2 separate regions of the Homo sapiens genome follow, and region 1 is linked to region 2. A link is a loop called in an ENCODE intact Hi-C map of the cell type or tissue named here. Cell type or tissue: ascending aorta. All regions are shown on one strand. Each heading gives the region's core, and the rest is flanking DNA. Links, peaks and the distances in the headings are about the cores only.

The links. A loop is a pair of places that touch in the nucleus more often than their neighbours do. Peaks named below come from ENCODE experiments on the same cell type or tissue, not always from the same donor. Only the 100,000 strongest peaks of a DNase experiment are listed, where the experiment ranks them.
Region 1: it touches region 2 in a loop (5-fold over the local background); 2 of 110 quality-filtered maps call a loop at or near these places.

The regions. Positions count from the first base shown.
Region 1 is chr7:113,415,493-113,430,974 of GRCh38, reverse strand. No RefSeq gene overlaps it. Among named protein-coding and RNA genes, the nearest start is that of SMIM30, 300 kb to the right of the region's middle. RefSeq lists an enhancer at 8,836-9,358. In ascending aorta, for the core only: a CTCF peak has its summit at 9,053 (motif pointing right); a DNase peak (open chromatin) is centred at 9,074.
Region 2 is chr7:113,079,047-113,094,528 of GRCh38, reverse strand. It overlaps GPR85 (G protein-coupled receptor 85), which reads left to right and starts at 7,702. Exons shown (of 3, transcript NM_001146267.2): 1 at 7,702-8,207; 2 at 8,420-8,537; 3 at 9,638-12,244. The coding sequence starts at 9,808. The coding sequence ends at 10,920. RefSeq lists a silencer at 7,957-8,016. In ascending aorta, for the core only: no CTCF peak of the experiment used is centred there; DNase peaks (open chromatin) are centred at 7,768 and 7,818; H3K4me3 peaks cover 2,387 bases; H3K27ac peaks cover 1,352 bases.

The sequences.
Region 1 (15,482 bases), core at 4,836-12,835, 330 kb before region 2:
TTTAATTTTTAGGGTACATGTGCACATTGTGCAGGTTAGTTACATATGTATACATGTGCCATGCTGGTGCGCTGCACCCACTAACTCGTCATCTAGCATTAGGTATGTCTCCCAATGCTATCCCTCCCCCCTCCCCCGACCCCACCACAGTCCCCAGAGTGTGATATTCCCCTTCCTGTGTCCATGTGATCTCATTGTTCAATTCCCACCTATGAGTGAGAATATGCGGTGTTTGGTTTTTTGTTCTTGCGATAGTTTACTGAGAATGATGATTTCCAATTTCATCCATGTCCCCACAAAGGACATGAACTCATCATTTTTTATGGCTGCATAGTATTCCATGGTGTATATGTGCCACATTTTCTTAATCCAGTCTATCATTGTTGGACATTTGGGTTGGTTCCAAGTCTTTGCTATTGCGAATAATGCCGCAATAAACATACGTGTGCATGTGTCTTTATAGCAGCATGATTTATAGTCCTTTGGGTATATACCCAGTAATGGGATGGCTGGGTCAAATGGTATTTCTAGTTCTAGATCCCTGAGGAATCACCACACTGACTTCCACAATGGTTGAACTAGTTTACAGTCCCACCAACAGTGTAAAAGTGTTCCTATTTCTCCACATCCTCTCCAGCACCTGTTGTTTCCTGACTTTTTAATGATTGCCATTCTAACTGGTGTGAGATGGTAACTCATTGTGGTTTTGATTTGCATTTCTCTGATGGCCAGTGATGATGAGCATTTTTTCATGTGTTTTTTGGCTGCATAAATGTCTTCTTTTGAGAAGTGTCTGTTCATGTCCTTCGCCCACTTTTTGATGGGGTTGTTTGTTTTTTTCTTGTAAATTTGTTTGAGTTCATTGTAGATTCTGGATATTAGCCCTTTGTCAGATAAGTAGGTTGTGAAAATTTTCTCCCATTTTGTAGGTTGCCTGTTCACTCTGATGGTAGTTTCTTTTGCTGTGCAGAAGCTCTTTAGTTTAAAAAGCCAGGCAGAGACACAACCAAAAAAGAGAATTTTAGACCAATATCCTTGATGAACATTGATGCAAAAATCCTCAATAAAATACTGGCAAAACGAATCCAGCAGCACATTAAAAAGCTTATCCACCATGATCAAGTGGGCTTCATCCCTGGGATGCAAGGCTAGTTCAATATACGCAAGTCAATAAATGTAATCCAGCATATAAACAGAGCCAAAGACAAAAACCACATGATTATCTCAGTAGATGCAGAAAAAGCCTTTGACAAAATTCAACAACCCTTCATGCTAAAAACTCTCAATAGATTAGGTATTGATGGGACGTATTTCAAAATAATAAGAGCTATCTATGACAAACCCACAGCCAATATCATACTGAATGGGCAAAAACTGGAAGCATTCCCTTTGAAAACTGGCACAAGACAGGGATGCCCTCTCTCACCACTCCTATTCAACATAGTGTTGGAAGTTCTGGCCAGGGCAATTAGGCAGGAGAAGGAAATAAAGGGTATTCAATTAGGAAAAGAGGAAGTCAAATTGTCCCTGTTTGCAGATAACATGATTGTATATCTAGAAAACCCCATTGTCTCAGCCCAAAATCTCCTTAAGCTGATAAGCAACTTTAGCAAAGTCTCAGGATACAAAATCAATGTACAAAAATCACAAGCATTCTTATACACCAACAACAGACAAACAGAGAGCCAAATCATGAGTGAACTCCCATTCACAATTGCTTCAAAGAGAATAAAATACCTGGGAATCCAACTTACAAGGGATGTGAAGGACCTCTTCAAGGAGAACTACAAACCACTGCTCAAGGAAATAAAAAAGGATACAAACAAATGGAAGAACATTCCATGCTCATGGGTAGAAAGACTCAATATCGTGAAAATGGCCATACTGCCCAAGGTAATTTACAGATTCAATGCCATCCCCATCAAGCTACCAATGCCTTTCTTCACAGAATTGGAAAAAACTACTTTAAAGTTCATATGGAACCAAAAAAGAGCCCGCATCGCCAAGTCAATCCTAAGCCAAAAGAACAAAGCTGGAGGCATCACACTACCTGACTTCAAACTATACTACAGGGCTACAGTAACCAAAACAGCATGGTACTGGTACGAAAACAGAGATATAGATCAATGGAACAGAACAGAGCCCTCAGAAATAACGCCGCATATCTACAACTATCTGATCTTTGACAAACCTGAGAAAAACAAGCAATGGGGAAAGGATTCCCTATTTAATAAATGGTGCTGGGAAAACTGGCTAGCCATATGTAGAAAGCTGAAACTGGATCCCTTCCTTACACCTTATACAAAAATCAATTCAAGATGGATTAAAGACTTAAACGTTAGACCTAAAACCATAAAAACCCTAGAAGAAAATCTAGGCATTCAGGAAATCTGTGTCCATTCAGGACATAGGCATGGGCAAGGACTTCATGTCTAAAACACCAAAAGCAATGGCAACAAAAGCCAAAATTGACAAATAGGAGCTTTTAGTCATTTTTAATCAAATAGCTTTACTCAGCCTCTAAGGTTTTTAACTTGTTTTTGTTGTTGTTTTATTGAAGTATAACATACATGCAGGAAAGTGCATAAACTACAAATGTACAGCTCAATGAACTTTGAAACACACTTATGTAACCAGTTTCCAGATCACAATATTTAATATTACTGGCACTCCAGAAGCCTCCTCGTGCCTTTTCCTAGTACCGTTCTCCACCTTGACTTCTAATGGCATCGATTACTTTTGTCTATTTTTTGGAATTGCATGTAAATAGAAGCCTACAGTGTGTATTTCACCAAGTTCAAAGCTATTCCTCTAGCAATAACTTCTTCTTCTCATTGTTTTATAGTGTATTATAATATATAATAGTTATATATTTATTCATTCATTTCTACTCTTGATAGACATTTGAGCCATTTTTCAGTTTTTGATGAACATTCTTGTGCATGTATTTTAATAATAATAGTTAAGTATTTCTGTTGAGTATATTATTGTTGGGACAGAGAATACGTGTGTGTTGAGTTTTAATAGATGCTGTCAAATAGTTTTCTAAAGTAGTTTTACCATTTATACTCCCATCAGCTGTGCGTGAGATTTCTACCTACTCCACATACTCAACAATATGTGATGTTGTCAGTAATTTTCATTTTAGCCTTTCTAGTTTGTATGTAGTGGTATTACATTGTGGTTTTAATTTCTATTTCCTTGATGACTTATAAATGTACTCATCTTCTCACATGTTTTTTGGCTTCTTAGATACTCTCTTTTGTAAAGTATTTGCTCAAATATTTGCCTATTTTAAATTAAGTTGTCTGACTTTTATGAACTTAAAGGAGTTCTTTATATATTTTGAATACAAGTCCTTTGCTATAGCTATTTATTTAAAATATCTTCCATTGTGTGACTGCTCTTTCCCTCTTTAAGGGTGTCTTTTGATGTACAAACATACCTAATTTCAATATATGTAATGTACTTAATGCTGAAATATTGAAAGTTTTCCCCGAAACTGGAAACATGACAATTACTATTTATTGTCAACTGTTTTATTCTCTATACAGTTATGCATCACTTATCAATCAACTGGGATATGTTCTATGAAGTATTCCATTAGGCAATTTCATCATTGTGCAAACATCATGGAGTATACTTACATAAACCTAGATAGTATAGCCTATTTACTACACACCCAGACTATATGGAATAACCTTTTGCTCCTAGGCTACAAACCTGTATAGCAAACTACTATACTGAATACTATAGGCAATTATAACAAAATGATAAGTATTTGTATATCTAAGCATAGAAAGAACACAGTAAAAATATGGTATAAAAGATAAAAATGGTCTCCTGTATAGAGCACTTACCATGAATGGAGCTTGCAGGGCTGGAAATTGCTCTGGGTGGGTCACTGAGTGAGTGATGAGTGAATGTGAAGGCTCAGGACATTACTGTACACTGCTGAAGGCTTTATAAACACTGTATACTTAGGCTGCATTACATTTATTAAAATTTGTTCTTTCTTCAATGATAAATTAACCTTAGCTTACTACAACTTTTTACTTTATAAGCTTTTAAATCATTTTTTAAAACTGTTTGACTCTTTCATAGTAACATATAGCTTAAAACACAAACACATTGTACAACTGCACAAAAATATTTTCTGTCTTTACATTCTTATCAGATAAGCTTTTTCTAATTTTAAAACTTTTAATTTTAAAAAAACTTTTAAAACTTTTTTATTACAAACTAAGATGCACAGAGTCAGGATCATCAATATCACTGTCCTCTGTTTCTACATCTTGTTCCACTGGAAGGTCTTCAGGGGCAATAACACGAAAGGAGCTGTCATCTCCTATGACAATAATGCCTTCTGAAATACCTTCTGAAGGACTTGCCTGAGGCAGTTTTACAGTTAGCTTTAAAAAAATAAATAGAAGAGGTACATTCTAAAATAACAATAACAACTATAATATAATAAACATATAAACCAGTAACATAGTTGTTTATTATCATCATCAGTATTATATACTGTACATAATACTTTTATATGGCTGGCAGCATAGTAGGTTTGTTTAAATCAGTATCACCACAAATATATTAGTAATGCATTGCACTATGGTGTTATGACTGCTGTGACATTACTAGACAATAGGATTTTTTCAGCTTTATTATAATCTTTATTATTATTATGCAGAGACAGGGTCTCGCTATATTGTCCAGGCTGGTTTCAAACTCCTGGCCTCAAGGAATCCTCCCACCTTGGCCTTCCAAAGCACTGGGATTATAGGTATGAGCCACCGCCATCGTACGCTTATGGAACTACTGCCTTATAATGTGGTCTATTGTTGATTAAACTGTCTTTATGCGGGGCATGCTGTACCAGCCATAAACAAACATAAAACGAAATTTTAAAGCAATACTATTTATAAGAGTATGCATAAACATCAAATACCTAAAAACAAATCTAACAAAAAAGAGTTGTAAGATCTCTATAACGAAAACTGCAAAACATGATGGAGGAAATTTAAAGTCCTAAATAAATGGAGACATATACTATGTTCACGTATTTAAAGACTTCTGTAAAGATACCAATTACCATCAAGCTGATCTATAGATCAAATTCAATCAATAGATTAAATTCCAAACACTCTCAGTGGAAATTGATGAATTAATTTTTTGCACTTTATTTTAAAGAATAAGGGGCCAAAAATAACCAAGACAATGTTAAAAAACAAAGCTAGAGGTCCTTAAACTTGAAGTTTTTTAGTACGTCAGAATTATTTTACTATCATATTTATTTTATCAGTATGTTCTACTTAGCTTAGACAAATTGCTGCTTGTCCTAAATCCCTCCAGTTGTTTGAACTGAGTGGTCCTAAGCTTTGTTACAGTAGATCCCTAAAGAATTGTTTATCAGAGTTGTAGTTGGCCCCACTGTTACAAGGGACCCAACCCTTGTGGAAACTGGACATACCTTGAGCTTTGTTTTGGGCACATCCCTTATTTGCTTTTAGTGCATTTTCCTTTTGCTTTTCTTTTTTCCTCTTATAATCTCTAAGCTTCTTGCCTTTACTTATGCCTTTTATCTTAGTCTTTTAACTTTCATTTTAATATTTTAATCTCATTAATTGCTAATCTCTTTCCCTTCATTTTAAAGCCCAACTATTTTGTCTTATTATTTTTAGCCCAAAGTTTGGGAATAAAAAGTTGACTTCCCTGTGGGCTAGTCTTTCAGTTATTAGTTCTCACCAAACTCATTTGTGAACAGAACCATGAGGAGCTGAATAGTAGACAGTTTAATTGAGAAACCTTATACTCATTGAGGTCTAAAAATAGTATTTGTTTGTCTTGTATCTGCTGCCCACTGTTCTCTAACCCCCTCCCTGATAAGTAACAGAAATTCTAATTATTCTTGTATGTATCTGGTTAATAATCAATCAATCAAAAATATTAGTAATGTCATATGTACTCTTTGATGTTCTAATCCCTTTCCTTAATTTCCCTATTTTGCAGATGAGGAAGTTTGGATTAAGAAACCTGCCCAGGCTCGCCCGCTAGAAAGTCATAGAGGCAAGGTTTGAACCCTGGCAGTTTGACTTTAGAGCCCATAACCATTATAAAAAGCTCATTGAGAGAAACCATTACTTATGTAAGATAGCTCTTAATATATTTAGTATATTCATTTTTCATCAAGGGCTTTTATCTAACATACTTGAATAGGCCTCATGACTTCATAAAATCCTTGAATTTGAAGGAGACTTCTATGTGTATACAGTTCAGTTCTTGATATTTGCAGTAGTTGTGCTTTATAAAGTGACCATGAACACAGAATTAGCAAATACTGAGTCATTGCTCCTAGAGGAAATTTAGTGTTATTTTCCTTGGAAAAATACAGAGATAAGCTTTTGCGAGCATCTGGGAACAACATTTCTTATCAACTGATTAATACATAACCTTGTTTTATGTGTGTTTCTGTTTAAAGACATCATATTTAATATTTATTGTTAATTTATTACCAGTGAACTCATGGCCAACATCACTATAAATCATTCCTGAATAAAGCGTATCTAACATACATTTTCTGCATAAGGCACATCCCAGCCTTCTCGTGCTTAGGAACATTAAACAGCACTTCAGCACCATGCTTGGGAGCCATTTTAAACAGAGAAATCATTAACAAAATGCAAAAAATGTGAAAAAAAATGTGGCACTAAAGGATACTCGTTTACAGTTTGAGATCGGAAACAAAAAAGCAAAGTGTCACCCGTTTCCACATCAGCTGGGAATGTGCACATCAGGAAATTCAAAGTTTTTGATGTTTTGCACATGCATACATCTGATAATGACTTTGAAAGGACCTATGGTCTTTGAGGTTACAAGTACACTTTAGTGCGTAGGTGAATTCACAAATTCAGAATCTGTGAATAATGAGGACCAATTGTATATTATCTGCTGAGAAGAAGAAGCTTAGTGATCAGCAGATCCTTAAAAAAGTCTGTGACCTCTCACTCCTTAAGGCCAAAACCAAGACCCGGAATAAGTTAAAGTTACTAGATTATTTGACTCAGGCTAAGCGTATTGAGGATATCACGAGTGAACAGTATTATATTTGCACTTTGTATAATTCCTTCTACTGTATTTTGGTGTGAACAGCAATGTTTCACACTGAGGACTAAGGAACTACCTATGTAAATACACCCTCATTTACAAGTGAAAACTTGAAATTACCTAGTGACCAAATGACCTATTATATTAATGTCACTCATTGACATTTGTCAATTTTGTCAACTTTAATCAGTAGAATTTCTAGGATCATTGTAATGATAAAGATAAGGGAAGATTTTATTCCCAATGTTGTATAGAATCATATTTATAAGAACACAGAGAAGATTTTCCTCTAATGCCAGGACAAAGTAAGCATTTTTATCTGAAGCTACTGGCTTAGTTTTATCAAGGGCACATTATAAATCTTACAGTGATTTTCTTTCTCTGCTTAATGTTCACTGCTAGAAAACTTAGCCAAATGTATGGTCCAACATCAGCTTATGTATATATGTATATTATCCTTTTGATTTTATCTTTTCAAGTATTATTTTACATATGTTCAAATTTTCTCACCTTTCCTTTTTATATTTTATTTTATTTCCCCTTAAATCATCTCTTAAACAAGAATGAGTATACATAAATAAGTTCTGCATATAGAATTGTTTTCATTTACAATCTTTTAAAATTCCAATGGGGAAATGATAGGTACCAGTATAAATGTGACTGCTGATAATTTCTGTCCAAATAAAAGGATCAAATAAATAAATTTCTTAGGCATGACATCAGACCTAGGGAATCAGTAACCCTGAGAGAGGGGTCCAGCAAGCTGGGTTTCAACAAGACCTGTGGGTGTTGGGATGCACACTCCACATTACTCCATGGGAAAATAGGTATCACATGGGTCTCACTCACGCTCTCTTTTGCCCTAAAAACAATCTTGACTGTGCATGGGCAAGTTTTCAACCTTGATTGTGTACTGGAATCATCCAGGAAGATTTTTGTAATCATGACATGCCCCAGAGCAATTACAGGAGGAGTTGAGAACCAGTTATCAATATTTTTTTTAAAGCTCCCAGGTGTTCTGATAGGCAGTCAAAGTCGAGAGCAAATTCTCTGTCTCTAAAGACAGGTTCATAGGTCCAGTCATAAAATTAATGAATATTTTCGGCATCTCTGAGTAGTTCTTCAGGCTTAATCTTCCTCCAAGAAATCCAAACTGCTATGTAGCTGTGTCATTTTGAGAAATTAATAAGCTGCATTCCCATCTCACTGCAACATAAATACCATGCTAGTCAAAGATTTAAATGTTTAAAATATTGAGTCTATAAAAGTACTAGAAGAAAATATGTTGAAATTCTGCAAAATCTTTAGGTAAAAAAGGCCTCAGAATAAATAACTGTGGCATAAACCAGAAGCAGCAGCAGGAGGCCAGATAAATCCCACTATGTAAACATGGGTACAGAATGATAATGATATCAATTATGAGCAGGCAGATTATTTCCTATGTTCCCTTTGACTTCTCTACAGTATTAACTTAAGCATGAGAACTGAACCTAGTCTTCATTGATACAAAGTGAAGAGACACCTCATGTTAGTCAAAGATAATTATGTCAGGTTCTTGGCCTTTCTGTGGCCCAATTTAAATACCAAAAAATTATGGGAGATAACTCTGAGCCAGTTTTAGTCTATCTAAAAGGAAATAAAAATTTTCTCAAAGGTAGGAGAAGGAGGTTTGGGGATCTAAGAGTGACAGGAGACTTGTACCCCATCCTTGTCTGGAACACCAGGAGGGAAGGTCCTTCACAGGAGTTGCGACTGGCATCACAGCATCATGGGACCAGTGAAGATGAAGTAGGAGAGCTGAGGCAATCCCACCAATTTCCTGTAGCTCCAGAGAGCAACGGAGGAGAAGATGAAATTACCCTGAAAAGTACACAGCTGTAAGTTCTGAGAGAGACCTATGGGACCTGAAGAGATCTCATTGGTTGTAACAAGAGCATACACCAGCAGATGGCAGCAGATGGTTGTAACAATAGGAAACCAGCAGGTGGCTGCCACGGGGTTGGGGAACACAGCCATTTTAGTGAGGCCAATCATCGGTGGGTGTAATGGCCAGCTCAGCAGATGCAAACAGGAGCAGAACCCAGCTGAGGGACCAATCATATTCCCCCAACACCATGACCCTCAGAGAACACCCAGAATTTACAGTATCCCCAGGGAGAAATAGAGGTAGAGGAGTAGAGGAAATCCTGAGTTGACCTTGTTTAAACTTGAAATGGATGGAATTACACTGGAGTGAATGCAGTTCACCTGTTATCACGTGAAACAGAGGAAGGGCTGGAGGAATGCCAAGAATATGAACAAAATTGAAGTACTCAGAAATGAAGGAAAATGTTATTTTTAATTTTTTATATACCTGAATATAGCCTGAGAAAATGATACCTTAGAAACTCTGCAAAGCAAAAAAATTATAAATTGTCAAAAGACAAACTTAGAAAGTGAGAGCAAATATTGGCAAAACAAGGGGCTAATTTTCTTTTTCTTTTTCTTTATTTGACAGAGTCTTACTCTGTCGCGCCCAGGCTGGAGTGCAGTGGCATGATCTCAGCTCACTGCAGCCTCCGCTTCCCAGGTTCAATGATTCTCCTGCTTCAGCCTCCCGAGTAGCTGGGATCACAGGCATGTGCCACCATGCCTGGCTAAAATTTGTATTTTTAAAAGAGATGGGGTTTCACCATGTTGACCAGGCTGGTCTTGAAATCCTGACCTCAAGTGATCCGTCCAACTGGGCCTCCCAAAGTGCTAGGATTACATGCGTAAGCCACCATGCCCGGCTAATTTTCTTGATATACAAAAAACTTTCAGTACCTTTTAAAAAGTTTACTTTTTATTAAACAAGGAGAACTATACAATAAGTACTGTGCAGTTCACCCACCTGGAATATACCCTCATTTCTGGAATTTTACACTGGAATAAAGAGAGCAAATAAAATAAAGTGGTCAAAAATTCAATCTGTGTAAAAAAAAAAACATACCTAATTGACACTTTTATTACTGAGAAAACATTTGGCTGAAAGATCTGAATTTACAATATATTAGTTAAATCTTAGCATATCATCCTTTCTTTTTCCAAATTGCAGCGTCATAGAATTGACATGCTAGCTGTCCTTTCCTTCTTTGCCTAGATCACGAGAAACTGTGCATGCAAATCATTCACTGGTTCCAAGAGTTTCCCCTCTAATAAGTCAGACTACAAAGAAACCCATTCTACCCACCTTTCCCTCCTCTTTCTCCCATTAATAATCAATATTAGCCAACCCCATTTAATTTTAAAGAATCGCCTTTGAATTATTTTTCAGGAATAGACAAAACTAACGGTAAGAGGTCAACATCCTCAAAGCCACTGTTACGTATTCCAGGCTTTAGTACATTATTCCTAATGGTGTCCCAGAAGTCTAGATATTTTCAACTTAGGATGATTAATAAACATTAACAAATTTTTTAGCCTAGTGTGGTGGGGTGTGCCTGCAGTCCCAGCTACACAAGAGGCTGAGGCAGGAAGATGGCTTGAGCTCAGGAGTTAAGGGATGTAATATGCTATAATCCCACCTGTGAATACCCACTGTGAAATAAAGAAAAAGTAAAGAAATTAAAAATTTTAAATTCGTTATTACATATTTGCACCCATTCTTCAAACTATCAAATATTACTGTGAATGTATCATAATTTATCCAGTTATCCATCATTTAACTGAAATGTGTTTTTTCCTCATTAATGTACTTATTAAAAAGGGGTAAACTTTTTTTAGATATATTAATATATGTTATCTACATTTTTTCTATTTTTACCTTATTTTAACTTTGCTATACAACTATACCCCTTTGTCATAGATTTAAGATAGTTCGACTTTTGCCCTGCATCCCTTACACCCTCAGTATATTCAAAGACTTTGCCCCTGCAATTATCTCTTCTCTCATTTGTATCATTAATTTTTCCTTCTCTATTCTATCATTCCCATCCTCACAAAATAACTACTGTAATAACTCCTTTCTTTAAAAAAGAAAGATTAAAACTCTCTCCACAATTCCACTTTATTGCTTCTAATTACACAACCACTCAAAATAATTGTCTTTGTTCATTTTCCACATTTTCATCTCCCTCCCATTCTCTTTTGAATCCACTCACACTACTGCTTTCAGTCTACTCTGGTTAAGGCCACCCATCATCTCCATATTATCAAATCCAGTTCTCTGAGTTCATTTACTTAAGAATGGGCCAGTCTTCATTAAAAAAAAAAAATCCTTATTTAGCTTCTGGGACTCCTAGTTTTCTTTGTATGTTGCTGTCTCCTCCTTCCTGATTTTCTGCTGGATTCACTTTCTCATATTAATTGTGGAGCCCCCTGAGGCTCAATATTTTGGACTCCTCTCTATTTACACTCACCCCCAGGTAATGAATTGCAAATATCATTTATAAGTTGGTGAGTTCAGTAGTTTTTATCTCAAGTCCCAACCTCTCCTCTAATCTCTAGAATCTTATAAAAACAGCTTATATATAGATTGTCTCCCTTAGATGTCCTAGTAGGAATAACAAAGTTGAGATGCCCAAACGAGAACCACTGATACCTCCCCAACCATCCCAAACTATTCCCCAACTTGCTCTTCCTCCAGTATTCCATATCTTGGCAAATAGCACCAACATTTCTCAGGATGCAAACTTTGCTCCTTTCCTTGATGTCCCTTTCTCTCACAGTACACATCCAATCCATCAGTAAATTCAACTGGCCTACTCGCACAATTCAGAATCTGACCATTTAGCACAATCTTTACCACTCTCAACATGATCAAAACCATCAGTTTCTGTCTCTAGGAATTTTGCTAGCCTAAATGATCTCCCTCCTTTACGCCATCACCATGCCTCCCCTTCATTGTTTATTGTCCATTTGAAAGCCAGAGTAATATTTTTCCAATGAATTAGGTACTCTCCTTCTCCAATAGCTTTTTATCATACTTATAATAACATTAAAATCCCATACAAAGCTTTACATGAGCTGGTCCCTGGCCAAATTACCAATTTCATTTCCAATTTATTCTTCCTCTCTCTCTTTGCTCTAGCCACACTGGTGTTTCTGTTTCTCCCAAACATAACCAGCATGTTCCTAATTCCAAGTCTTTTCCCTTACTATTCCCTCTACCAAGAATGATCTTCTCCCAGATGTCTTTCTGGCTTGCTCCCTGGCTTCATTAAGGTCTCTGGTCAAATGTTCTTTTCCCTTACTCTCACTCCTCCCTATCCCCACATCAAACACAGAATCCTCCTTAACTTCTATCATCTTCCCCTACTTTAATTTTCCTCTTGATTCTTCTGACTCATGGTATTATTTCTATATCTACTTGTTTGTTTATTTTCTTTCCTCCACTGATCTTGAGAGATAAAGAGTTCTACTTTATTTAATCCTTTATCCCAGGCATCAAGACTAGAGTCTGGCACATAATAGTTGTTCAATAAATATATGTTGAATGAAAGAAAGGATAAATATTTAGCTCTCTAGTTTCACTGTAATTTATTTTAGTGTATAGTGTATTAAAAGAACCTAAACAGTGTTACTTCAGCATAGCTAACTAGTTTTATGAAATCCATTTATGATACACATTTTTGCTTCACAGTCGTTTATAATACCTCCATATCATTTATTAAATTACATAATAAGTTATCTTTGGGGGCTGTTTAATGTATTTCATTGTTTTCTATGCCAGTAGAACTTCTAAAAATAGTTATATGATATATTTTAATATTTGATAGAAATAATCTCTCTAGATTATTCTGATTTACAAAATTTCTTAATTATAATAGCTTTTAATTCTTTCAGAGCACTGTTAGAAACACTTTGCCAACTTGTAAAATTATTCATTGGGATTTTCATAAAAACTATAATTGATTTTGAAATGGTTGATAACTTAAATGTATTAATTCTTCCTAATATGATAAGCATCCCTATTTATTAAAAACTAAGTGGAGTGTTATAGTATTCCTCATAAGAGTTTCACAGATTGTTCATTAAGTATTTTCTTTGTAGTTTATTTTTAATGGCATTGAAAATGAATTTTCCACACTGTACTTTTTATTTATGTAAATAAAAATAAAAATACTTATTTACTTATTTTTATTATTAAAATATATAAAGGCTATTGATTTTGCCTTTTAAAAAGATTTTCCTTTGTGTTATTTTCATACCGTCAGTTGACACCAACCAATGAAAATATAATTAAATTATTAACCATATCTCTTTATCACAGATGATGCCTATTTTTAAATCAACTTTCTGGTGAAAAATAATGAGAACTACAACAACAGTAATAATAACCTCCAGTTAGCCAATGTGACAAAATGGCAAAAGAATTCAATTTTGGAGCTTCTTTAAACATTTTTTTTCATCTTAAAATGCTACATAATTAAATATGATTGGATTGGACTTTTATGGCATAAAAATTTCAAAGTCAAACTCTCAGTTACTACTTGCTGGATTATCTGTAGAATCCTTTTCATATTCCACTTCCTTCCCCCTCCCAAAGCTCGTTGCCCTCTCTCCTAACCATTCTGCAGCCTGATGATATGCTCTTGATGATTCCAAACTAAGGCCAAACCAAGAAGTCAGGGACAGACTTGGGGGCAGGTGTGTTGAAAGCATGAGTGGTGGTGAGAAGTCATGGAAAAGCAGTGTGTGCATTTTTATTAGAATGAGCTTCTTGCTGAGTCTCTCCATTAAAAAAATAATGTTACTACTAAAAATGTCCCTCCCATGATAGATGTTGTTTATTTTACACAGAAAAACATTTCCTGACGGCTGTTTTTCAACATTTAATCTTGTGACAATAAGAAAACATGAGGTAAAATATATTAAATACACTCAATATGCATTACACATTTCTGAATCACTATTCAATTTTACTAAGTGAACACACAGTAATTAGTTTGATCCTCTTTAAGAGAACAAAGCATTGACTGATTTCATTGTGCTGGGTAAATCAGTCACTATATGCCTTTCATTCATGGTTAGCACATCTCATGTTGCCAGAGTGGAATTTTTTGGGGGCTTCTGAGTCTGTTCATCAATCTCATGAAATTGATGGGTTGAACAGCACTGAAGACAAGGGAAAGAAAGCTCTGAAGTCCATGAGCAATGTGGTGGACTAGTCAGCAGAGGTGATTACAACCCCCACAGTTCTGGGCTCCAGCTCCCCAAAGGCAAGCAACGATGGGCAAGGGAGAATGACTTGGTACGTGCCAAGTCTCACAAATAGTCAAAATTACCTTTGCAACCTTTATTGTAGTAGTATTCATAGTTCCCCTTGTCATTTAATTAAGACCATTTTCCTCCCACTCTGAACCCCACCCCAAATAATTTACTGCCCATTTTAAACTGTCTAAAAGGTTTGGTGTACACATGTGTGTGTGTTTATGTGTGTACAGAGAGGGCTAATTTAAAAGCAAGTCCTATGAGATGTCAGCATCATTAAATTCCTTTTAAACATAATTAAGATACATTTAAACCTCAAGATATGACAGCTTCTTCAATACAAAGTTTTGTCCTTTGCGTGCTGTCTCTACACACAAGTAATTTTCCTTAATATTACCCAACAATAGAGAAGGAAACCCCTAGAGCAAGGAGCTATGGCTATAGCAGAAGCTAAGCTGTTGCCCTGCTCTTTCTTCTTCATTTGAAACTCATCTTCTTTTGATTGTTTGTTTTCCTTTAGTCATCTCTGAACTTCTTCAGCAACCTCCTAAGCCATCTCGTAACTTCTGCATCCTCCAAAGTTGAAGATCTCAGATGTTTAGATACTTTTGGTGTATCTGTCTTTGACCCAGGTGTGGATGTATTTTATATATTTCTACATCATGTGGTTAGTCATTTTCTGCTGGCAAATCAAACACACCTAAGTTTGAGATCTATGTCTTCTGCTTTTGCCTCCTGACATATTGCTTCCATTTGTTCATTATCAGAAGGTCAGTGGGAGCAAATGCAAAACCGGACCATAAACGTGTCTACTTTTCTCATTAGAATACAAAGTGAAAGGCTGTAACTTTGCAGATGCATCAACCCACCATTCTACATCAACGTGGTAACAGGATCTTCACTTCAATCTGCCAAAATTCCAAGTTTTAGGATGAGGACGACAACTTTGATGAAGGGACTTCAGAATATGAGCTCACTCTGTGGAGTGACACTCAGGACATGATCCATTTTCACATGTTCACCACTAGCAGGAGCACCACTGGTGGGTGAGGAGACCCCTGAGAGCTCAATTTTCATAAAGATGTAACAGTAACAGTAAAAAGGCTTGTCTGGGTAGATAACTTATAGGATGGGACAGAAGGGCAACTGTGTATTCATCTGGCATTGGTACATCTTATTTTAGTTTCTTATTCTTACAGTTTTTG
Region 2 (15,482 bases), core at 2,892-10,891:
CAAAGCCAGATAAAAGCTGCAGATATTTTGTCATCTATTTGAGCACCAGGTTATGAGCTCAAGGCATAAAATATCTGCTCTTGGCTCATAATCTGCATGACAGACATTAACTTATTAGAAAATGGTTTAAAATTACTGAGTAGTAAAGCAAATAAAGAATTATGTAAACGCTAATGTAATAAGGCTAAAAAGCAAACAAAATTCCCTCAAATCCAGAGTAAATCTTTGGCCAAAAAAACTTTCTGCCCATCATACAAATAATTATCCCAACCTTATGAAATTAAGAAAAACATGGAGTCCAGTTGGAGCCTGTGCCATTGTCTTTCTTCCTCTTTTATATCCTCCCCAACAGTGCCTACTACAGCATTTTTTATGTAGTAGGGTCATAAATTCCCATTGAACAAAAATGTATCCAGTATCTTTGATGTGCCAGGGATGAATAGTGACAAAATAATAGAGCTCATATTCTCATGGAGTCTAGAACATTCATTAAGTGAATGAAATAATGCTACCCCCAGGACTTATTCTTAATATAGTCCTTTTTAATGTGAAATTAGACAGATGATAGCATACTTCTGTTTTAACCAAATGTTAACCAAATTAAAGTAGTAACCATATTTATGAGGGGTGGGAATTTTAGTTTTGTCTTTGTTTTTATTTTATAGGGTTAAGTTGTAAAGTTTAAAAAAAAATAAGAGAAATGAAAGTGGAAGGACTAAACAGAATGCAAGTTTGGTTAGTCAATATGAGAAGCTCTTTAATTAGAGTCTAAGATAACTTTACTTATCTTAGATCCTTTACTTTCAGCCATGTTTTAATTACGTTCATTTGTCAAAAAGCTGAACACCACAAAAGCTTAAATAACCATAATCTGCTCATATCATATAACACATGCTCATAATAATGGTCCTAATGCACTGTATGACTGAGATAACCTCTGAATAGTCAAAGAAAAAATACTTCATACTTCTAGAGTTTTAAAAATTATATTGCATTTTTATTTCATGAAAATTTACAATGCATGTAAGATATGTGTGACTCTCCATTAACCTCAATATTAAATTAACTTCCTATTTCTTAATTATTTTACCAACACTTGCTTCTTCTTCCCACCTACCCTTCCAATACATTCACATGCACACACATTCACACCCATGACATACCCATGTGGGGGTCACTTTTTTGTTTTACATGGTTGAGGCTAACCGCATCTTAAAAAAAAAAAAGGCAAAGCTGAATGAGACAATTTAGAATATTTTAACAGAAAAAGGGCTTTTCCTCTAAGCTCTAAAGTTTTACCAGGCACTAGTAGGAAAACTTGCATTTGCTCTTCTCATTCACAGGGTCACATTTCAGTAATGTGTAATATAAAAAGAGCTTAAAGACTTCCAGAAGAAGAAACCATGCTGTATTTATTTAAATAACCATCACTTTGTTCATAAAACATCAAGAGAATTCACTCAAACCTTTATCACTGAGACAGTGCTGTCATTAATGACAAAATAGTTTCTTAGCCTGACCTCATAAGCCTTTAAGCCTGTGTCCCTCACTTGTTAATCCCTTATAGTCTGACTTTCTCTTCTGAAACTGCTTTCTCAAAGATTGCTAATGATTTTCATCATCCCCAGATCCAAGGATATCTTCTTATGTGTTTTTCTTCTAAATCTCCGAGTCACAACTGACACTGATGACCACTCCTTCTTTGAAATTCTCTCCTCCCTCAGGGTCTATAACATAGATGATCCTCCTCTTTTGGTTTGTTTTATGTCTGGTTCTTCCATGATCTTCCTGTTTCTTATATGTAGGCATTCTCTTTGTTTTTTGGTTTGTTCAGATGGAGGGGAATGGGCATACTTGTTTATCTATTTAACCTCAACCTTCTTCTCTCTCAGCAATCTCTCCCTTGGCAATGCCGCCCAATAGTTTCTCTATAAGTACTTTCTGAATTTGGGCTCTTCACTTCCAACTAAGTATAACACATCAACATTTGAATATTCCACCAGCATTTCACATTCAGCATGTCTAAAATTAACTCACTCTTTTCCTTACCAAACCAGCTCCTTCCTTTTTAACTTTTGTTTCCTCTGGTTAATGGTGTCTTCTGCCTCCCAGTTCTTCTCCAAGTTCCAAACCTGAGAGTCTGTTCTTACCCCTTGATCTCCTTTGCTTCCCTGAGCCAATTACTCCATAAGAAATATGGCTCCTCTTACTTTGCTTCTCTTCATTTTTCCTGCTCCACTTCCATCAGTTCAGGCTTTCCCTACTGTGACGTGTCCACCTGTAAACTGGTCCTACCTCCCGATTTCTTATTTCTTGCAAGGTCTAGCACAGTGCCTCATACAGAGTAGGAGGAGCTCAAGAAATATTTGTTAAATAAATTGAACAAAGGAACAAGTCTTAAAGTTTTCTGAGAGGAGGAAATTGTCAACATAAAGGGAAGAAGAAAAGGCAAACTGCTGAGTTTTCAAAAGCCTGGCAGTTAACTTTAAAATTAAAAATGAATTACATTAACACTTTGGAACCTGTTATGGGGCAGAGCAGAGAGAAAAGTCTAACAAATGAACCTTCTAGCATTTTGGAAAGAAACATGCCAGATTTTTAATCTTTTAAAAACTCATTAACATTCTGAAAAAATTTCACTGTTTGGGATGTTCACAATTATAGTTATTCCCAACTCCCAAGTCATGATTTGTCTAGCATATTATTTCACCATTCTGCTCCTCAAAGAGATGAATATAATGCCCTAAAAACTTTCAGTTACTTAGATGTCACTGTGAAAAAGGTCACTTTCTGCAGCAATTAAGATGTGAAAACCATTATCAACTAAGACATGAAAACCATTATCAAAAAAGGGAGATGTATAATCTCTCTTTCTATTGGTCACTTATTCCAGGTTGGTGATTTTTTTTTAAATAATCAATCAGAAAGTGTTTCTGTGCAAAAACCCCCAATGAGAGCCTTTCTTACCAAGATAGCTAAAGTTTTTTTTTTCCCAGTCTTTTTTTTTTTTTTAATTATACTTTACGTTTTAGGGTACATGTGCACAATGTGCAGGTTAGTTACATATGCATACATGTGCCATGCTGGTGTGCTGCACCCATTAACTCATCATTTAGCATTAGGTATATCTCCTAAAGCTATCCCTCCCCCCTCCCCCCACCCCACAACAGTCCCCAGAGTGTGATGTTCCCCTTCCTGTGTCCATGTGTTCTCATTGTTCAATTCCCACCTGTGAGTGAGAATATGTGGTGTTTGGTTTTTTGTTCTTGTGATAGTTTACTGAGAATGATGATTTCCAATTTCATTCATGTCCCTACAAAGGACATGAACTCATCATTTTTTATGGCTGCATAGTATTCCATGGTGTATATGTGCCACATTTTCTAAATCCAGTCTATCATTGTTGGACATTTGGGTTGGTTCCAAGTCTTTGCTATTGTGAATAGTGCCGCAATAAACATACATGTGCATGTGTCTTTATAGCAGCATGATTTATAGTCCTTTGGGTATATACCCAGTAATGGGATGGCTGGGTCAAATGGTATTTCTAGTTCTAGATCCCTGAGGAATCACCACACTGACTTGCACAATGGTTGAACTAGTTTACAGTCCCACCAACAGTGTAAAAGTGTTCCTGTTTCTCCACATCCTCTCCAGCACCTGTTGTTTCCTGACTTTTTAATGATTGCCATTCGAACTGGTGTGAGATGGTATCTCATTGTGGTTTTGATTTGCATTTCTCTGATGGCCAATGATGGTGAGCATTTTTTCATGTGTTTTTTGGCTACATAAATGTCTTCTTTTGAGAAGCGTCTGTTCATGCAAAAACTGGAAGCATTCCCTTTGAAAACTGGCACAAGACAGGGATGCCCTCTCTCACCACTCCTATTCAACATAGTGTTGGAAGTTCTGGCCAGGGCAATTAGGCAGGAGAAGGAAATAAAGGGTATTCAATTAGGAAAAGAGGAAGTCAAATTGTCCCTGTCTGCAGATGACATGATTGTATATCTAAAAAACCCCACTGTCACAGCCCAAAATCTCCTTAAGCTGATAAGCAACTTCAGCAAAGTCTCAGGATACAAAATCAATGTACAAAAATCACAAGCATTCTTATACATAAATAACAGACAAACAGAGAGCCAAATCATGAGTGAACTCCCATTCACAATTGCTTCAAAGAGAATAAAATACCTAGGAATCCAACTTACAAGGGATGTGAAGGACCTCTTCAAGGAGAAGTACAAACCACTGTTCAATGAAATAAAAGAGGATACAAAGAAATGGAAGAGCATTCCATGCTCATGGGTAGGAAGAATCAATATCATGAAAATGACCATACTGCCCAAGGTAATTTATAGATTCAATGCCATCCCCATCAAGCTACCAATGACTTTCTTCACAGAATTGGAAAAAACTACTTTAAAGTTCATATGGAACCAAAAAAGAGCCCGCATCGCCAAGTCAATCCTAAGCCGAAAGAACAAAGTTGGAGGCATCAAGCTACCTGACTTCAAACTATACTACAAGGCTACAGTAACCAAAACAGCATGGTACTGGTACCAAAACAGAGATATAGATCAATGGAACAGAACAGACGCCTCAGAAATAACGCCGCATATCTACAACTATCTGATCTTTGACAAACCTAAGAAAAACAAGCAATGGGAAAAGGATTCTCTATTTAATAAATGGTGCTGGGAAAACTGACCAGCCATATGTAGAAAGCTGAAACTGGATCCCTTCCTTACACCTTATACAAAAATTAATTCAAGATGGATTAAAGACTTAAACGTTAGACCGAAAACCATAAAAACCCTAGAAGAAAACCTAGGCAATACCATTCAGGACATAGGCATGGGCAAGGACTTCATGTCTAAAACACCAAAAGCAATGGCAACAAAAGCCAAAATTGACAAATGGGATCTAGTTAAACTAAAGAGCTTCTGCACAGCAAAAGACACTACCATCAGAGTGAACAGGCAACCTACAAAATGGGAGAAAATTTTCGCAACCTACTCATCTGACAAAGGGCTAATATCCAGAATCTACAATGAGCTCAAACAAATTTACAAGAAAAAAACAAACAACCCCATCAAAAAGATAGTTAAAGTTTTAAAGAAAACTTTAAAAAGGCTCTTTTTCATATACAACTTTAAATTTTGGTAACAGTTGAGAGCACCAAAGACACACGTTTTATGCTTTAAGCAGAAGACATGTCATTTGAAATGAATTACTAAAAATCTTTTATTTAGAATGTTTATTCTAGTCTATTATTCTCTGCAATTACCAAGTGTTATTTCCTGACACACACTTTCATGTAAACAATGCACAGAAAAAAACACTGTTTTTGCTGATCATGATACTATGCATCAGTTGGCAAAAATCTGAAATAGATTAATTTTGAAAGCAAGGTCATTGGTTTTTAAAATAAAATGGTATGTACTTTTTATAAGAACCAAATTAAGCAAATTATATCAGTTTTCCTAATACACTGATCAATATAGTACATGTAATATTCCAACAGTTTGTAAATCTTCAGAACCCTTCAAACCCAAGGATTAGAGCATATAGTTTTGTTGTATTTGCTTTGTTCTTTTACTCTTAACCTGAAAATCAAATTTTCTGGGTTTGGTGATGTAGGGGATAAAAAAAAAAGAAATTAGTTAAGACCAACTAAGCCTATGATCTAAACAATTTGAAGCAATAACTTTACATTTGAGAACTTGTAGATGATATGAAACTTTTGTCAGCTATTAAACATATTTTTTAAAGCCCTGCTGATGAAAGATGTAGCTTCCAATGTTTTCTCCAGTAGAGTTAATGAGCTAGATAGAAAATATCTCATTAATTTCTTGAGTCCCCTTGTGAGGCAAGAAAATGACATTCTTATCCAACAGCTGGAAAAGCTGAAGAATTAGTGGATGTAACTGTGCTCAACTGCAAAGGAAAAAAATAGCTTTACTATACCCTGAGATGTGGATATGAAAGAATATTGCATACACATATACCCTCTCCCTTATTTTTAAGGAATCAATATCTGCTTAAAGAATAAGACTAGTTAAAACCCTTGGATCTTGGCCCTATAACTTTTGGCAGAGTATATTACTGCTTCATGGCCTGGCAGTGCAGTGACTCTTTTAATTTACTTTAAAATAGCTTTTCCCTAATCTGTACAACCTAACATCTGACCAATCATGAATCTTCAGCAAACTTAAGCCTCTTATTCCATACATTTTTTAAAACTGTAAAAATTCAGGAAATAACTCTTTGCAAAGTACATTGAAGCATTTATTGGGAAGCAAAAAAGCACAAGTTGAAGTGATTTGTAGTTTCATAAAAACGAATTTGACATTTTACTTAGAAGTTGCAAACCACCACATGGTTTTGAGTTTTGAATTCATTTGCTTTGCAAAAAGTGGAATGTTTTATTTGAATGGAAATGCCCTCAAGTTACTTCCAGCATGGCTGTAGGATTGATTTTTCTAGGTTAAGGGAATGCCAAAGTTTAGTGCCTTGTGTATATTCTTTTCGAAAAAAACAAACTATTATCCATGTATTTAAATGGACGTAGGAAATTCAAGAACAAATCAGGGAAATTTAACATCATTTCAGTATTACCAACATAGGGCTTTGTGTAACGACTGTGACATCAAGATAAGGCTTTACCTCGGCTCATCCAATAGAAATACAGTATGTAAATTAACCCATATTATCTGTATGCTGATTGGCCTGAGTTCCCCTGAATGTCACAATCTCACCACCCAGCAATGAGGTATTTTACTGCTGTCTCAAGATCAGATTATTACTGTAGAGAAGATTTTTATTTTTTGTTTCATTAACAGATTATTATAAAGCAAAAAGCATGCAGAAAAAGAAGCAGACGTTTTACATTGGGAATTAATGAAAGCGTGTCTGCTAGTTTTGGGTAGGAGAACTGGGAAGTTGTTGCTTAAAATTTTATATCACCTCCACAAACAAAACTCTTCGGAAATGGTAAAATAAGAAAATGCATGATTCTAGAGGCATTCCTAAGCACCCACGTGTCAGGCTTTGTGGTGTCTGTGGTATCATCCGACCGTTTGGACTGGTGTAAGTTTTACGTATTTGTTATATTTCTAGTATTTTTCATCTGTAATAACAAAGGGGAAAAAAGGAAACTCGTACACATAACTGCTTTGACATCACCCATCATTGGTCAGCGGAACTTGTAAGAAGGGAAAAGGAATACTGTTGCTTGGTGGGGTGGAATGCCAGGAATAGCCATTTAAACATTTTATAAGCCTGATTCTTTAGTGACATCCTTTAAGGTAGACTGAATGTAAATCATATTGTAGTTGTCCTCTGAACTTAGCTTTCTCCCTACTTTTACGCATATTTGCGTGCATTGGAGAATAGAAGATGACTAACAAAGAGAGAGCTGCCCTAACGTGCCTTCCCTTCTTCCCCATTGAAAAGATTTTTAACTGTGGGAAAAAGATAAATAAATAAATAAATAACTTTTTTTCTTTTTTCCCATTCTTTTCTTGTCTTTTTCCAGCTAACCTGCAAATTTAAAGGTTAGCTGGAGACATCACTTAAAAATAAATATATAAAAGAAGCCTCCGGTGGTTTGGACCACCCTAAAAGAAAAGGGAAGAAAGTGTCTGGGGAAGGTTAGGGTTCCGGGAAGCTGAGGGAGGGGGCGGGCGTCACGGGCACTGTGACTTCCTCGTGCGCTGCCTTTGGGAAGAGGATGGGCCTGAGGTCCTGAAAGGGCCTTTCCAGCCCCCCACTACAAATGCGGGGAGGGAAAAGTTCAGAAGCAGCCACGAAGGGACAAAAGCTTAATGCTGCCAGTTGGATTGGACAGGGCAGTCAATAAACCCAGCCAGCTCTGGAGTCAGGTAGGGGTTCCTGCTGGTTCCACAGAGGCTGAAGCAGCCCCGCCGCCGCCCTCGCCACCGCAGCCGCCGCCGCCGCGGCCCCTGCGTTACTGGGGGAGACGGTGCCGCTGCGACAGGGGAGGACGCGGCTGGAGCTCAAGGAGGCTCCAGCGCGCAGGCGCCGCCGAGCCCTGCCTGGATGCTCAGTCAAGGCACTAAGGCAAAAAAAAAAAAAAAAAAAACAAAAAACAAAAAAAAAAAAAAAAAAAAGAAAAAGAAAAAAAGAAAAAAATCAGCAATTTATAGAAAGAAGCTATAGTCTGTCGGGATATCCAACACCAACAGGTAGGAGGATATACTCTTGGTTAAGTTTGGGGGATGTGGGGGAATGCACAGTGTTGATGAAACTGCAGGTTCACCGAGAAAGAGCCCTCCCTCAGGTTGTGTGTGTGTGTGTGTGTGTGTGTGTCTCTGTGTGTGTGTGTGTGTGTGTGTGTGTATGTGTTTTGTGACAATAAACTGCATAATGGAAGTACATTCAGACAATGCATCTTCAGTAGGGCTTACTGAGAGCTCCATTTCTGGAAAGCCTTACAAGACTGAGGAATATCAGACTGCGAATCACCGGGAACGGTTCCTTTGCAGCACAGAAGCAATCTCTCTCCCCATCTTCGCGTATGTAATGCATGTCTCTCTCCCTCTCCCCCTCCTCCACCCTCCCCCCATTATAAATCCAGGGGTGGCGGATTTCAGGTTTCGTAATGTTGCATGATGCGATCGGTATTTACCCGAGGATGTACCGGTGGGGAAATTAAAATCATCGAACGCAGTTTTGCCTGGGCTTCCACCAGCATATTCCGGGCCAGTGAGAAGTGGCAAAAGAAACACGCTTGGTGGGAATAACAGAGGAAGCCGATTTCCCTGGTGTGGTCCAGGCACCTGCGAGACAATGTGCATTTTGTTTTAAAAAGCAGCCACTTGTGATTTGCAACAAAGGTTATCAGTGTAAATGGGAAAGGCTTAATTGCCCAAGAAATACAGGTTCATGTTATATTCATTTGAATCCAGGCAGCCAAGGTTTACAAATGGAAGTGCATTATTCCTCTGGGTGTGTTTCCCTGTCCAATATTTACATTAACCATTTTAATAATCATGTGGGCTTAAAAGATTTGCCAGAAATGGGGGGTAGGGTGGAGAGGGAAAGACAAATGATTAAATCACATCAAATCTTGGGACAAGTAAGTTCCTATTAATTTTGAAGTTAATTTTGAAATTTTGCTTTAAGATGAATCAACAAATACTCTTATGCAGCATGAATAGTGGCACTTAAGATATATTTTGCACGGGTTCTTTGGACCCACATCAAACAGAGAAGCTGCCTGTGAAACACTGACAGATACTAATAGATCTCAAATAAATGTAGGTAGTGTCTCTGCCTCCTAATAGCAATCTTGTAGATTCCATTGCAATTCTAGTGGTTAATTCCTGGACTGGCATATTTTACAAGAATGGGACATTTTATTCCTTCTCTCCTAAAGTTACCCTATCAAATGTATATTGTCCAAAATAGGGACATTTTAAAATTCACTTAGCTTGAAAAACTAAACAAGCCAATTCTCTGAAATCTCGAGCAAAAATATTTAGTAAAGCAAATATTAGTATTCAAAATTAAAACTTTATTTGCTTCCCCATAAGTGAACAGCTTTGTTAGCACTGTCTGACATCATTGCTTGTTAACTTAAGAACTGATAGGTTTTTTTTTTTTTTTTTTTCAGATATTCTGATGGCAAAACAAGTGGAAGAAAAGAGGAAGCATGACTGCAGATCAGATCAGTTCTCTTTGTGGATTATATTTTCAGTAAAATGTATGGATCTATCTTTTCCTTGTTCTTATATCTAGATCATGAGACTTGACTGAGGCTGTATCCTTATCCTCCATCCATCTATGGCGAACTATAGCCATGCAGCTGACAACATTTTGCAAAATCTCTCGCCTCTAACAGCCTTTCTGAAACTGACTTCCTTGGGTTTCATAATAGGAGTCAGCGTGGTGGGCAACCTCCTGATCTCCATTTTGCTAGTGAAAGATAAGACCTTGCATAGAGCACCTTACTACTTCCTGTTGGATCTTTGCTGTTCAGATATCCTCAGATCTGCAATTTGTTTCCCATTTGTGTTCAACTCTGTCAAAAATGGTTCTACCTGGACTTATGGGACTCTGACTTGCAAAGTGATTGCCTTTCTGGGGGTTTTGTCCTGTTTCCACACTGCTTTCATGCTCTTCTGCATCAGTGTCACCAGATATTTAGCTATCGCCCATCACCGCTTCTATACAAAGAGGCTGACCTTTTGGACGTGTCTGGCTGTGATCTGTATGGTGTGGACTCTGTCTGTGGCCATGGCATTTCCCCCGGTTTTAGACGTGGGCACTTACTCATTCATTAGGGAGGAAGATCAATGCACCTTCCAACACCGCTCCTTCAGGGCTAATGATTCCTTAGGATTTATGCTGCTTCTTGCTCTCATCCTCCTAGCCACACAGCTTGTCTACCTCAAGCTGATATTTTTCGTCCACGATCGAAGAAAAATGAAGCCAGTCCAGTTTGTAGCAGCAGTCAGCCAGAACTGGACTTTTCATGGTCCTGGAGCCAGTGGCCAGGCAGCTGCCAATTGGCTAGCAGGATTTGGAAGGGGTCCCACACCACCCACCTTGCTGGGCATCAGGCAAAATGCAAACACCACAGGCAGAAGAAGGCTATTGGTCTTAGACGAGTTCAAAATGGAGAAAAGAATCAGCAGAATGTTCTATATAATGACTTTTCTGTTTCTAACCTTGTGGGGCCCCTACCTGGTGGCCTGTTATTGGAGAGTTTTTGCAAGAGGGCCTGTAGTACCAGGGGGATTTCTAACAGCTGCTGTCTGGATGAGTTTTGCCCAAGCAGGAATCAATCCTTTTGTCTGCATTTTCTCAAACAGGGAGCTGAGGCGCTGTTTCAGCACAACCCTTCTTTACTGCAGAAAATCCAGGTTACCAAGGGAACCTTACTGTGTTATATGAGGGAGCATCTGTAAATCTTTAGCCTTGTGAAAACTAACCTTCTCTGCTGAGCAATTGTGGCCCATAGCCATATTTTGAGAAGAAATTCAAGAATGGAATCAGCAGTTTTAAGGATTTGGGCAACATTCTGCAGTCTTTGCAATAGTTCACCTATAATCCTATTTTAAATCTCAGAGTGATCCTGCTGACTGCCAGCAAAGGTTTGTAATTAAGAAGGGACTGAACCACTGCCCTAAGTTTCTTTATGTGGTCAAAAACTAGATAATGAAAGTAGCAGGTGCTAAGTATCAGTGCTAAATGCTCTGTATGTCACTACATATGAAAAAACATCAAAAAACAATTAGCATTGGACATCTTAATAAATTAAGTTGACATGAGGTAAATGTGTTGATAAAAACTAATTTTAGAAGTTTGAAGACTTTAAAACATTTCATACTACTATTGTTTTGCAAAGACTAAAATATTTGGGGACTTAAAGTACTGTAATCCACTAAAGACGTGCCAATGAATTATTGGAATATCACACTTTAAAAACCGCCTTGTAAGTTCTGGGGAGCATTCCAAAGCAGTATATTGGTTCCAATTAGAGTTTACTTTTTTTGTATTAATACATTGCTATTTCTAAATACCACTTTCCTCATCTACTAGTAAGATTGCTAGCATTGAACTGTATTATGTGGTTTTTGTTGATTTGGTATAAAGTTTTTCCAATTCATTTATATTTTACAAATGCTAGATATTGGTCTGGGAGGCAACATTAATGGTACCAGCCTGTCACAACTGAGCAGTTCTAATAATGCAGAATAAATACATGTTGCCTTAAAGGGTTATCTAGTATCCTTCATCTTATTTAGCACTGGAGCAAATAGCCAAGGGAAATCAAATCAGTAACTGGTCATGGTCATGCATCTAAAAGTGCATGGAAGATCATTTATTACTTTTTCCTTTTTTCTCACATGGTTTGAAACTTAAAGTGCACATCACTGAAATAATGAGATTTTCTTCTACGGTGTGCTACCCTTTCTAAACTGTTCTAAGAAGCAGGCAGTTGATGTATGTTTATATTTTAAGTCAGCTGTCAAGGGGAGACCACAGCCTTAGTATGACATCCTGCACAATTTGTGAAGCATTTATTCTACTGAAGGCACAGTCTTGTTTATACTTTCTGCACATTCAGTGTATTGGTAATTTAAATTATTTCAGTTTTAACTTGTGAAAGCTTATATTATGATTTCTGGTATTTTAGAAATACATTAGAGTCTGTGAGTCTCATTCTTTAAGATACAGATGTGTGAACTTCAATATAAAGTTGCATTTGCCAAAATTTACCCGTGTAGCCTGTTAATTTTCTTGAAATAAGTTTTACATTTTTGGCACATAACAACTTTTTTTTTAATTTGGGAGGCAAGCACAAACTAGGAAGACTAGCTTTATTATGGTTTTGCTTTTTGATTCTTGTAGCTACTACATTCCAGACTGGAAATGTATGAATGATAATCAACATAATGCTGATAAACTGACATAATATTATCTGTAAAAGCATTATTTGGTAGTTTATTATAATCATCCCTCTATTATTCTTAAATGCCAGTAGTATTTAGAGATGTGTACCTGCTTAGTTAATTGGCTCAGAATTTTAATATAAACATCACACTTTAATTTGGAGCATAGTACCATAGAAATTTGGGGTTCTAAATATACAACTTGTAAGAAGAATGGTTTACACTAACATTATGACAAAACTAGAAAAAGTTATTATTTTTGTTTGCTTTCTGTTGTTTTGTTTATTGGTTGGTTTTTGTGAAGTTTATTTTTTTTTGGTATTTGATAATTAAGATTAGGAATCTAATAACACAGAATTCCATATTGCTATAGTACTTCTGTAAAGAGAATATCAATATAAATAAGGAAAATAAATCAATGAAATGTTTCAATGATATATGCAACTATTCAGTTTTGCTCTTATAAGGACAGCTCAAGCCATGAATTAGTGAGCATTCTGACCTCATTTTTACTTTACACCAAAGTTGATTAGATCTGAGACAAAATTTAATGCACAACAGTGAGTTGGATCTAGCAATAAAGTCTCCTTGGTACTGAAATCATTATCTAAAATAAAGGAAATGTTATCAAAAGATGTTCTGATAACATTGTGATTGTAACTCAAAAAAATTTATAGTAGAAACGTAATTGCAATGATGATAATAACTAACTCTGCTTAGAGGTTCAAATATCACCAGCAATCAGTAAAAAATTCAGCAATAATCTTAAGGCCAGAGAGAACAGGTTCACCATTGCATAGACAAGAAAACAGATATGGGTTAAGAGTTGGGGACTGAGGAGTCAAGAGCAACGGCCACGTGAAGCTGCCTGACTCCACCTAGCTATTTGGAATAACCGATTCCCACAGTTTTGGTAAGAAACCAGCCCCAGTAATCAGTAAGTCAGGCTGAACTGCAGTGACTTTTATTTAAGCCTACTCCTGACTAACTTGGCATTTGCAGGTCAAGCAGGAAGCAGTTGACAAGACACATCCTCAGTGAATCAATGCCATTTGTAACTCAACTGGTAACAGTAGTAATCATACAAAATAAAAACCTGCTTCAGTGTCTTAATGACCAAATCACATTATCTATTTTAGCACTCATTCCAAAATTCAGTATTTAATGTAATTAATCTTTAATCCATAAAAATACATCCCCACTGTAGCGGGGCAGGGGGTGTCCAACTTCCCTGTGAGACTGATTATCAATAATAATGTGTCTCCCTCTTGGACTGAGCACACATCTGAGCTGAACGGCCTTTAAATTGTTTTTCATAATAGTGGTGATATGTTTGCGTGGATACGTCTGTACTATTTCATCTGGTTCATTTTGCATGTAATAGATTTATCTGTGAGATGCCTGGCTGAAGCTAGGCATTCAGTCTGTGACTGTGGAATCCTATGCAGGTATTAACCAAGGCAGAAAGAGGTGAGTAACTTGCCCATTTCTCCACAGAGACCCCATTTAAATAACACAAAATTGACCACAGTGATTAGATGAAAAAATTATTTGTAGATAGGATAATCTATTGACTGAATTATCTTTTGCAGATATCAGCTGGTTGGATTTCTCACCAGGATTGTCTATAGAAGTTAACTGATTTATGATTGTTAACACATAAATATGGCCACTTATCCATTTGCCTCAACTTCCATGGATGCTACCTGAATTGTTTGTTCATTTATTTACTTTTTCAACAAATATGTGCTGGGTGCTGGGCTTGGTGCTGAGTGCATAGTGGAAAACAAAGCAGAACAGTCTCTCATTTAGATTTCTTAATCTAGTGGGAAAGAAACAATAAATACATAGTAGCAATGAGTTGTGAGTGTTAATATGGTAAAAATTCCCTAAGAAGAACTTGGTCATAATGGCCATAAATGGACTGTTCTCCATTTTCACTTCAGTGCCTTATCACCTATCTTTGCCCAGTGTTATTTGGGATCTCGTATATATTATACATACTCCCTCAACTGAGAGGGAACCCCCTCATTCTATTCAAAGCACCAGGAACCTTTCACCCACACTTACACGAATCAGCGTGTTGTATTTTAGAACCAGCTCCCATGTAGTTAATTCTATCTACATAATAACAGCAAAATCTATTTTCCCTTCCAAAGTTCCCTTCATATCCCAACTATCCACTTCCAAAACAGAGATATTTCAATTGCTTTAAGAGACATGGAGGTGTCTTTTCTGACATACTCACATGTTCCTGCAAGATAGGATGAAAATGCGTGGGTAAAATGCAATCAAAGGAATGACTTATTTGTGTGCATCTTACGATGACTTGCGGGGGCCCTCCCAAGTAACTTGTGAAACAGGGTGCATATCTTTTATTATTAAAGCATGCCACCCCGTCAATGTTTTTTTTTTGCTCCTTAATTGGAATACAATAAAACTCCCTAATCGCCTATCAGCTGAAAACTTGGTTTGGCCTCCAAAATTTACTTCTATTGTAAGTACAATGAAACTGATTTATAACCATACAGATTACATTTTTCAGCTAAACTGTGTCATAATGAGTTGGGTTGCACCTGGGATTACTGTAGGACAGTTGCAAACAGAGCCAAAACTCTTCACTTCTGTGTATTCACTATTGGATAAATTTACTGGGTTTCATTATTTCATGCCATATGTAGCATAGACTGTATTATTATTATTAAAACAAAAGCAGTTTGCATTAATTTCATATTAAAAAGAAAAGAAAGAAGCTAAGATGATAAATGGTGATGTTTCAAATACTGGCTAAAGACATTAATCAAGGTAGATGGTAACCAGAATTGTGGGTTATTTATGGTTCTAAAACCTTGTGAGTTTATTTTTCTATGCAAAAATATATCATTTTCATGTTTGTTAATATTCTCTTATAAATGTTTTAAATGGAAATTGCAGGATATACTAAGAACTGTTTACTGCTGAAATTTTTTGTTGTTATTGTCAACTGTGGGCATGTCAGCATCTGTGAGTTTTCTAATTCCCTCAGAAACTTTTTTTACACCACATTAAAATGGTAGAATT